2 separate regions of the Homo sapiens genome follow, and region 2 is linked to region 1. A link is a contact called in ENCODE Hi-C or POLR2A ChIA-PET data. All regions are on one chromosome and are shown on one strand. The core of a region is the stretch at or near the end of the contact, and the rest is flanking DNA. Distances in the headings are between cores, read along the strand shown. Region 1 overlaps ECT2L (epithelial cell transforming 2 like). Region 2 has its middle 51 kb from the start of ABRACL.

Region 1 (4,951 bases), core at 445-2,944:
ATTATTGTAAATAATTATTATAAATAGTGCTGCTATGAACATCTGTGTCCAAGTTTTGCATAGAGATGTTTTATTTCTCTTAGCTATACATATAGGAGTGGAATTGCTGGGTCCAATGGTAGTGCAATCAATTTTTAATTATTAAGCATTTCTTTTGGATCATTTATTCCTGTAGTCTTGCTTACCCAATAACTGTAAATAAATTAATAAATGAAAGAAATTAGTATTATTTGAATACTTGAAATGTTTATATGTAAGCTAGGCTATATTTGTGCAATACCTTTCTTTCAAGGTAGAGAGGCCATTGTTTTAGATGGTTTTATAATTTCCAAATAATTTTGTTTTAATTCAGTCAGTTATAAACAGGGTATTGCAATATTGGTGGAAACTGTCAACACAATTTTCTTTTAAAAAATTATTCATAATCTCTATGAGATATATTCAAATATCTTAGAGTTTTCTTTCCTGGCCTAATAAGTATTCCCTAGTAAGTTTTAAGATGATTTCCTAAGTGGAATTTTATGATATTTAAGACATTTTTTAAAGGTTTAGCTTCTTAAACCATCCCTCTGGCAAACTAAAATGTCCCTTCTCCTGGGAAGACTTCTCTGCTGGTCTTTCATGCCTAGCAACTTTATACCTCAATTGTGGCTTTTCTTGGTATGTTATGGCCCCGTGTCGTCCACATGACTAATGGTTTCCAGTGATGTCTTTCCCCTACCACTTGACTAGGTTGACCTTTCCTGTGACTCCTTAAAGGAAACTGGGCTGCTTGTGTCTGTTACACTCAGAGAAACCCGTGAGGAGTTTGAATCAGTCCCCTTGCCACACTGGTGGAACCGGTTTTGAATTGCCTCTGCTTAGTGCCTGGTAATTCCTCAAACAAAGGCCTTTGGTTCCAGAGCCAGAGCTGCTCAAACTTGCAGCTTTCCTGGATGGGTGGGGCAGCATTCATGCAACTGCATTCCCTAGAGGGGGAATGCATTGACCCAGGTGTGTATGTGCGTGTGCGTGTGAGATCATAAACAGCCCATGAAGGATTCACTCTCGTCACTTGTCTCCATCAGAGCAGACTTGAAATGGGGTTGGAGGGCAGAAAAATATCCACCAAGGTGTATTAAGAGAGAACAGCCCCCTCTCCCACTTCATTACCCCCTCTTCCATTCTTCCCACGCAGCCTGTGAGGGCTCACTTGAGGACGTCTGTCTCAGCTGTGATCTGTGAGGCAATCTGGTGTGCAGTTTTTCAGAGACAACATACTCCTAGGTTAATTTTAAATATAGAGCAGCCATGTCACTCTCAGTTACTGAATGTCCATTTAAAAGGAGAGTATTTCTGTGTGGAGATGGTAAAGAGGTTAAAGAAGAAAACATCGAATGAAACTTGCTGAAGACAGTAAGGCGGACGTTACTGAGAACCTTGGAGATAGCTACAGGGACTGCTGCATGGGGTCACGGGAGAGAGATTGGGCTCAACTTCAAATGCAGCATGGGCGGATAGCCAAGGAGCAGGATGGGGCTCAATGGATGGAAAATTACTCGAGGAAACATCAGGGGTAAGCGGGGATCTGAATACACTGACCCAACAGGACTCTCGCTGATGACAGGCCAGGGTGCTCAGACAACACCTGGGGGAGGGTGGAGGATGAGGAACCTGACAAGATATCCGGGGGTGGGGGGTTCTTCCTAAACTGACTTAACAGGGCTCTTTACTAAAGCAGAATTTTATAAGGAAGTGCACAGGTGGGCCAAGGGGAAGTTTCAGAAGCTTGACTAAAGTTTGGTCAAGCAGAGAATCTTTGTCAGAGAGGAGAGGGGAGTATTCAAAGTGAAAGTGTACACTTGTATCTAAAACGACTGTTTTCTAAATATCCAAGGCAAGTCTGGAAATTTGAGTCATCTTCACTTCCTTCCCCTTTGCCCAGTATTCTGCACATGTTCCTGCCCTTCTACCTGCATGGGCTGGTTAAGGATAACTGTATGAAATATTAGCATTTGCAATTGGGATGGTTTTTAGAGGTGGATGATGCTTAAAAAAAAAAAAAAAAAAAGGAAATCATTGCGTTTTAAAAGGAAGGGAGAAAGCAGAAAGCCAAAGCTCTTTTTTTTTGTGTGGATGGAGGGAAGGTTATTGGCCTATATTAGGCAACATCCACTGGCTTGAAGTTCTCACTCCCATTTTGTGAGTGTGTGGAGCTGCTCTCCCCTCCTTTCTCATGTTGAGCTTCTCTGTCTACCGCTTGACACCACCTGACACTATGTGACATGCAGGACTTGTTTATTTGCTGTCTGCCTACCCCATTAGAATGATGGCTCCATGATAGCAAAGACTTTGGTGACTCTTTTCATCTCTAGCACTTAGAGCCATACCAGGCACATAGCAGCCACTCAATAAATGCTTGTTGAATGAATTCAGATATCTAAAGCACTCCTAATTCCAAAAATGACAAAAAGATAATCAGAAAAAAATTTTCATTTGGTAGCTCTCTAGGAGGAAGGAGTTTTTCAAAATATTCCAAGTTTTAATTAAAAAAAAATTAGCCGGGCGTGGTGGCGGGCACCTCTAATCCCAGCTATTCGGGAGGCTGAGGCAGGAGAATCGCTTGAACCTGGGAGGTGGAGGTTGCAGTGAACTGAGATCGCACCATTGCACTCCAGCCTGGGCTACAGAGCAAGACTTCATGTACCAAAAAAAAAACAAAAAACAAAAAACCAAGTGTTAGAATATAGGAGATTACTAATACTTTGCATAATTCAAGTTTTCATTACTTAATTCAAGGTGGCTGGAGAAATCTTTCCCCTTGTCTTTCTTCAATTCCTGCTTACCGGGTTAGACACTGTTGATTACTGGCCCAGCCAAGCCATTCCACATTCCTCTCCTTCTTCCTGACAGAAACCCTGATTTCCACCCCCTACAAGGCATTCTATGCTTCAGGAGTGGCTGGTAAGTAACCCCCACCCTACCAAGGGTGGGTCAGGGTTGGACTAAATTCATCATGATCACTGCCTCCCCTGGATGGTGTCTGCTTTAGGAAAGGGCGTGTAGATATTAATTCTGCCCAGGGAGACATAAGGGTGGAGAGTCTTCTTCTTGCTGAAAGAAACTTAAACAAGATTTGAGGATGAACGTCTTTTCTTCCATCCTGCTAGCTGTGGTGACTGTTGTGTGAAGACCAATGCTCACTGCAGTTAGTCATTTGAGAACTATTTTGGGACAAGCCCGAGGACCAAAGTAAATGGTTGAGGATGGCAAAGTGAAAATATAAAAAATCCTTGGCCCTTGATAACATCATTGATTCCTTGAATTTGCTAAATCTGAAGCTGCCGTTAATTGTTTACAGTGAAAGGAAGAAAAATAGGTTGAAAATGGTCCATAACAGTCCATTTATCTAGTAGTCACTTCTCTGGTCATCTCAACTCTCCAAATTTTATCTGAGAAACAGGAAGGAAAAAACAAAAAGCAATTAGCAGTGAAACAGATTCCTTTTACACACAGGAGAAAGGCCTTCAGACTCTCATGCATAGTCTAAGTATTTAATTAATTTGGGTCTTCAATAAAGTGATTCAGAAATGAGTTATACATACTTCTAAGACCATGATACACACATTCAGTGCTTTGAATTTGATGTCGGCATTAGCATTAGGATCTGCTATGCTGCTTCCTTCTACCAAAGGAAAGTTCACAGTTGTTAAGGGATGGTCCCTCAGAATCACTTGGAGTTTGTGAAACAGATAATGAGCCTCACCCCTAGAGATTTTGGCTCAACGCAATGGAATGGGGTGGAGGAAGCTGTTTTTACAAAGTTCCCCAGGTGATCTGGTGTACAGCCAAGGGTCAGACACAGGCGTGGGTGACCTGAAAGCCCCAAGGCTTCTTCCATTTCTTGATTCTACTCCTCCTTGAAGGCAGGAACACAGACCACATGAGCTGTCTCGTCCCTTCTAGTCTCAGTGCAATGAAACAAAATTTGTCCCAGTTCTGTGGGTGCCTTTTTCATTTTGCACTTGTGATGCTACCTACTGGCTTTAGAATGTGTTTCACTCCAGGCAGCCCGAACTTGATGTGAATAATGAAGGAAATAGTTTGTTCTCACATCATTGAAAACTCCAGATATGGGTCTTCCTGCAGCTGAAGCTTCTTGCAGTGCTTCCGTAGTGAAACCAATGGCTTCTTTCTTCCTGCGCCTCTGTTCTGCCTCTGTAGCCATGGCTTTCTCCTTCCATTCCCTCAGATGTGTCCAGAAGAAAAAAAAAAACATTTGTTTGGGCTTTACTCTGATTAGACTCGTTTAGGCCCATGCCCACTTCTGGCCACTTGCTGTGGCCAGGGGATTGGCCTGTACCTTGATCATGTGCTTTTCAGAGCTGTGGTGTCAGCTTTAGAATTGTGTGCACCGCCAGATAGAAATTAGGGTTATTTCACCTACATAAGGGTAAGTAAATGAAGCATGACAAAAGCTAGTTTCTTCATTTAGCATTGAACAAATATTGACTGAGTGCCTACCATGGACCAAGCACAGTTCTGAGTGCATGGGACTCAACAGTGAGCAGAGCGGAAAAGGGCCTGCCCACTGCAGTTTATATTCTAGTAGAATAAAACTAAAATAGAAAAAGGGTGAACCCTGGAAGCAGCCAGACATCAAAGCTTCTAGCCCCTTGATGGGGAGGCCGAAGAGGCTCCACTGCTGGGTTTGAAGACGGAGGAAGAGGACATGAGCCAAGGAAGGCAGGCAGCTGCCAGGAGCAGGAAAAGACACAGGGACTGACTGTAGCCCAGAGAAAATGACTTCAGACTTCTGACCTCCAGAACCGTAAGAAGATCAGTCTGTGCTGCTTTAAGCCACTACATTTGTGGTAGCTTTGTTTACAAATTTGTTAGAGCAGCAACAAGAAACTAATACAAGCAGTGATTTGCTTTTTCTATTTTTCAACGTTTATTCTTTTTTCATTTA
Region 2 (5,076 bases), core at 2,224-4,723, 260 kb after region 1:
GTATTTTGTTATGGCAGCCCTAGGACACTATATATGTATATATATATATTTTTTCTATCTATCTGTCTTTCTTGTGTGTGTATACATTAGAATGTTTCCCCAAAATAACACTTATGTATATTGTTCACAATACATTTTGATATTTTATTTCTGGGTAGAATCCATTCTATTTTGTTCAATTTTTTAAAGATTGGGCTATGAAAAAATCAATTTCATTAGGATGCTATGTTCTTTTCAATAAATCTGCAGCATGGAAAACACTAGATGCTCCTAAAGGAAAAAGAGTACATTATATATTGAAAAATACCTAAAGAGTTTAATAATTAATGCAAAAAAGGCATCAATGTCACGTGTCTTATATTGGCATCATTACTACATTAAATAAAAGTCCCCCAGGCCGGGCGCGGTGGCTCACGCCTGTAATACCAGCACTTTGGAAGGCCGAGGTGGGTGGATCATGAGGTCAGGAGATCGAGACCACCCTGGCCAACACAGTGAAACCCTGTCTCCACTCAAAATACAAAAAATTAGCCAGGCATGGTGGCGGGTGCCTGTAGTCCCAGCTACTTGGGAGGCTGAGTCAGGAGAATGGCGTGAACCCAGGAGGCAGAGCTTGCAGTGAGCCGAGATCATGCCACTGCACTCCAGCCTGGGCGACAGAGCGAGATTCCGTCTCAAAAAAAAAAAAAAAGTCCCCAAAGAGCTGAAGTGTTAATGTACTTTCCAAAAATATGTGAATATTTATGTGTCATGATACAGGGACTCTACATATAACACAGATAGGAAACCCACTTTCTATTCAACTCAGTGACACCTGAAATTGCATGAATAGAGCTGTGTATAATAACTGTGTATCTCTAAGTTTTAAAGTCAGAAAAACTGACTTTTAGCTAGGTGCCACTAGTCACTTAGACAAATGACTTTCGGTGAAATTAATAAGTATCTCTGAGCTGCGCTTTTCTCATGTGAGAAATAGTGATAATAATACTGTATACCTCGCATCATATAAAGTGCGTAGCAAAGTGTCAGGCATGGAGAAAGTGCCCAATACTTAGGAGTTGTCTTCTATTCTCCATATATACTGATGGGTTCAGAGAAAGGGACAATGGAAAGATCATGAGGATACCAGCTTCTGAAAAGAGAAAGGAGGAGATGGAAATGAAGATGCCTTGGAGATCACAACAGACCGGCCAGGAGTGGTGGCTCATGCCTGTAATCCCAGGACTTTGGGAGGCCAAGGCGGGTGGATCACCTGAGGTCAGGAGTTTGAGACCAGCCTGGCCAACATAGTGAAACCCCGTCTCTACTAAAAATACAAAAATTAGCCGGGCGTGGTAGCACACTCCTGTAATCCCATCTACTTGGGAGGCTAAGGCAGGAGAATCGCTGGAACCCAGGAAGTGGAGGTTGCAGTGAGCTGAGATCACACCATTGCACTGCAGCCTGGGCAAGAGAGTAAGACTATTTCTCCAAAAAAAAAAAAAAAAAAAAAAAAACCAGATTACAACAGACACCACAGAAATACAAAGTCCCAGGAGTTGTAATGGTAAGAACTGGTAACATTATATGTGTTTCTAATTTCTATTTCTAGTTTGCCAGATTTTGTCCTAGGTTCAGCTAGTCATCAGCTTTTCTATTTGTTTCTGCATTAGTATAAAATACAAATATTAAGGTACAAAATAAGCTTTTATAGTGAAGCAATCCAAGTACACAACGGCTTGAATAAGACAGCAATATAAATCTGTCACCTGACAGTCCAGAATTAATCAGGCCAGTACCAGTGGGGTGCTCTGCCATTCTCAATAAGTGTCTTCTCTTTCCCAAAGCTCATTTCCCAGGCAGCAGGAAAGGGGAAAGGGTGGGGAGCACACACCCCTTCCTTTTGTGGGGCACTACAAAGAGACAGAAGTCACTTCTATTCGCATTCCATCAGCCAGAATTTACTAACATGACAATACTAAACTGTAAGGGATGCTGAGAGATAGATTTGATACTGTGGCAGTCATTGTCCCTTAATGGATTTTAGTGGACAATTAGTCTCTACCACAGTCCCTCCCTCTTGCTTTCCAAATATGCATACTCCTCACATACTGAATGCATTCACTCCTTCCCTGAAGGAGACAATCCAAACACCCTTCCAGTGACTAAAACCAACTCAGAGTCCAAGATCTCTGGGTGGTGTGCCATCCTCTCCGGCAGGGCTGGAAGTGGATCATTGGGTTTGCTGGCCCATAAATGAATAGAAAAGTGTTATGTCCTCCACCCCACACCCAAAATACATGGAGAAGTAGGAATGGGGTAATTTCCATAAGTATCTCATTTAGAAAAGCAAAGAATGGGAAGCACATGGCAGTCATTAGTTAATGGGAATTATGAATTCCTGCTAGGTGGGAATAGGGAAAACTTGAGTCCTGGCAATGAAGTGAGGTCCTTGATTAGGCCCTAGATCTGCTTCCTGGAAGGAGCATTCCTGTCCACTTTCCTCCACAGCTCATGTCTTTGCTCTCTTGGTCCACTAGCCTCACCGGGGGGGTGCTGGAGAGTGTGCCCTTCCTGTGGCAGACAATCCTGTTAGTGCAACATTAAAGGCTTGGGTTGCTTTAAAGGTCCAAGAACGTATGGATCTGACACCCTGGGGAGGTACTCTTCCTGAGACTGCTACTAGAGCCGTGAGTTCAAGAGTGCAGCTTTGCAGCTGTGTTCCAGCGGTCAGGAAGCTGGAATCAAGGCATGACCATTGCTGCTCAACTGCCCTCCACACCTAGGAAGCTGAGAACAGGAACTGGGACATTGCTGCAGAAAAAAATGACCAAAACATTGGCATCAATATGGCCTCCATCTCATTTCTCCCTTCTACTTCTCCCAAGATTCATGTACTGGGCAGAGTACAATGCATATCCAGAACCCGAGCTGTAAGGGGGTTTGGAAAGATCATTTTTAGATGTCCAATCTTTCTAATCAGAAGGAGGAGGGGTTGCATGTTGAGGTAGCCAACTCACAGTCTCCATCACAAGGTTTATAAAGGAGTGTCTATTTTGATAAGTAATTTCACTGTGAGTTTCAGTGATGTTGATTTAGGAGATCTTGGTGTCCAGTTAGAAGGACTTATGTCCTATAACTTGGGGGAAAAGTGGTTTTGTTTTGTTTTGTTTTTTGGAAAATCCCAGAGCCCCTTTGTGAATGTCAGCATGCAATAGTTGATGCCCCCAAGGCCTCCAGCAAGGGCAGGCAATATAGATTGTGCCAACACAACTCTCAAGGGCCAGCATTGACTGAAATGGCAAAATAGGGAAGGGATTAAAGAGACCCTGGCACTTTCTCATCAATCTAGGGACAAATGAGAACTTCTTGGACCTACTCTGGGGCTGAACTGGAGTCATTTGCTTTTTTCCAGATTAATGGCAAGATGACAAATGGCATGTCTGGTTTTGTAGCCTTAATAACACCATCTCCCTGTAATAAATATAGTATCATGACTGTGGTGGCTGGCGCTATTGGCACAGTGACTCACTGTGAATGCTATTATTAACACCACAACCCTTTACAATGAAATCTGGGTAAAGAAGTTGCCTATTTGTCACTGTAAAGTGGTAATATACTAAGTGGTAATTTTGTAGGCTGAAAGGGGGAAAAACTTAATTCAGCTTCCTGTGCACCTCACCATTAACCATGGTTTGGAGTTAAGGAATTATTGGACTCATTTGCTGTTTGTTTTTCATGAGCCACATTTAAACAATGAAAACAAATCTGATTGTTAGTACTATGCCTTAAGAAATTTTCTGCAACACTGTAAAACTGTATAAATGATAGGTTATGTATAATAAAAATACCGTCATATTTTTTGGCTTACTATATGTAAGTGTTTTGAATCTAGAATGAAGATTTCTTCCCAGTAAACTATTTGGTGAGACCCTGCAGTTTGTTATGCTCTGAGTATCTGATTCTCTCACTCTCTCTCTTTAACACACACACACACAGATGCACAAACACACCTTTTATCTTTATCTAGTTTTGGGAGGCCAATATCACTTGATAGTTAAGGTTTGGACTTTGGAGTTAAGCTCCATTGTGGCCTCATTCTGAGACTTGAAAGTTATTTAACTCCTCTGAGCTTCAGCTGTCTCACTGACAATTATTGTTATAGGACCAGCCTCTTGTTGTTGAGGAACTACGTGAGATAATGTCTGCAAAGTGCTTAGCTCAGAGCATGGCATATAGTAAATGCTCATCAAATGTGATTCCTTTTATTTTTAGCCATGTTGTGAAATGTTATTGTACTAGACTTGTGTTTAAATTTTTAAAGAGTTCATTTTGGAGGAAATGGCATGAGTAATAAGCATATGTTATTTATCAGAGCACTCGTAACTATATCACGACAAAATAACAGAAAAATGGTATTTACTATCAGCACCAGAGTTCAAGTCTGTATTTTATAGCTTAACTTCGATGCTTAAAATAGCAGCATCAGCTCTTTTAGTATATTGTACTTATATTAACTATATTAAAAACTACATTACATAATTTATAACATGGCGATAAAAATGTGTAACCTATATGCAAGGGGGCAGAACATGAAATAGTAAAATAATTTTTAGATACTATAAGGGTTTTCTGCAGGAAAAGCAGTTGCAAGCCTGGTTGCAAAGCCTGCATATTAAATGCAGATCTTTTTGTCCCTTACCCTGAAGCTGTGGAAGAGATCTTTTCAAAGGGGATCCAGGAAGCAACTATAGAGAAAAGAGCCATCTATTCCTAAGGAACTTAATCCTCTCCACCAAAAACCACAGGGGTGGCAGAAATGGCTCTTCTAAGCATGATGTGAGCACAGATCCAAGATTCAGGAAGACAGTAGGAGCATGAGAGCTGACAATTAGAGTGAACAACAGACACCCAGGAAGAGACCAGGTGTCTACTGAGCCTGGTAGTAAGGATGGACTAGAGGGTGCAGAGAGCCAGAAAGGGGTTACTGACCTTGTGGTACTGGAGCCAAGGTGCGTTTCCTTGGAAGATCGTCTTCAGGTGTTGGTGGGCACAGAGAAATCACTGGTTTGAGAAGGCAGAGCAAAGAACAAAAAA

What was found. Hi-C counts contacts between places; a loop is a spot of excess contacts on that map. ChIA-PET counts read pairs that join two places held with the same protein, here RNA polymerase II (POLR2A). Pooled maps may share reads with other maps.
Region 2: POLR2A ChIA-PET joins it to region 1 with 15 read pairs in OCI-LY7. The contact joins two enhancer-like sites. A Hi-C loop is called at or near these places in 1 of 50 pooled maps. POLR2A ChIA-PET finds 5 or more read pairs at or near these places in 2 of 52 experiments (OCI-LY7 and activated T-cell).

What each region holds. Positions count from the first base shown.
Region 1 is chr6:138,817,202-138,822,152 of GRCh38, forward strand. The region is part of intron 4 of ECT2L (epithelial cell transforming 2 like); the gene reads left to right. Among named protein-coding and RNA genes, the nearest start is that of ECT2L, 24 kb to the left of the region's middle. Within about 2 kb of position 1,695, at least 11 of the 41 ENCODE cell types and tissues checked have a DNase peak (open chromatin) inside an H3K27ac peak, as active enhancers do.
Region 2 is chr6:139,077,223-139,082,298 of GRCh38, forward strand. No RefSeq gene overlaps it. Among named protein-coding and RNA genes, the nearest start is that of ABRACL, 51 kb to the left of the region's middle. Within about 2 kb of position 3,474, at least 3 of the 41 ENCODE cell types and tissues checked have a DNase peak (open chromatin) inside an H3K27ac peak, as active enhancers do.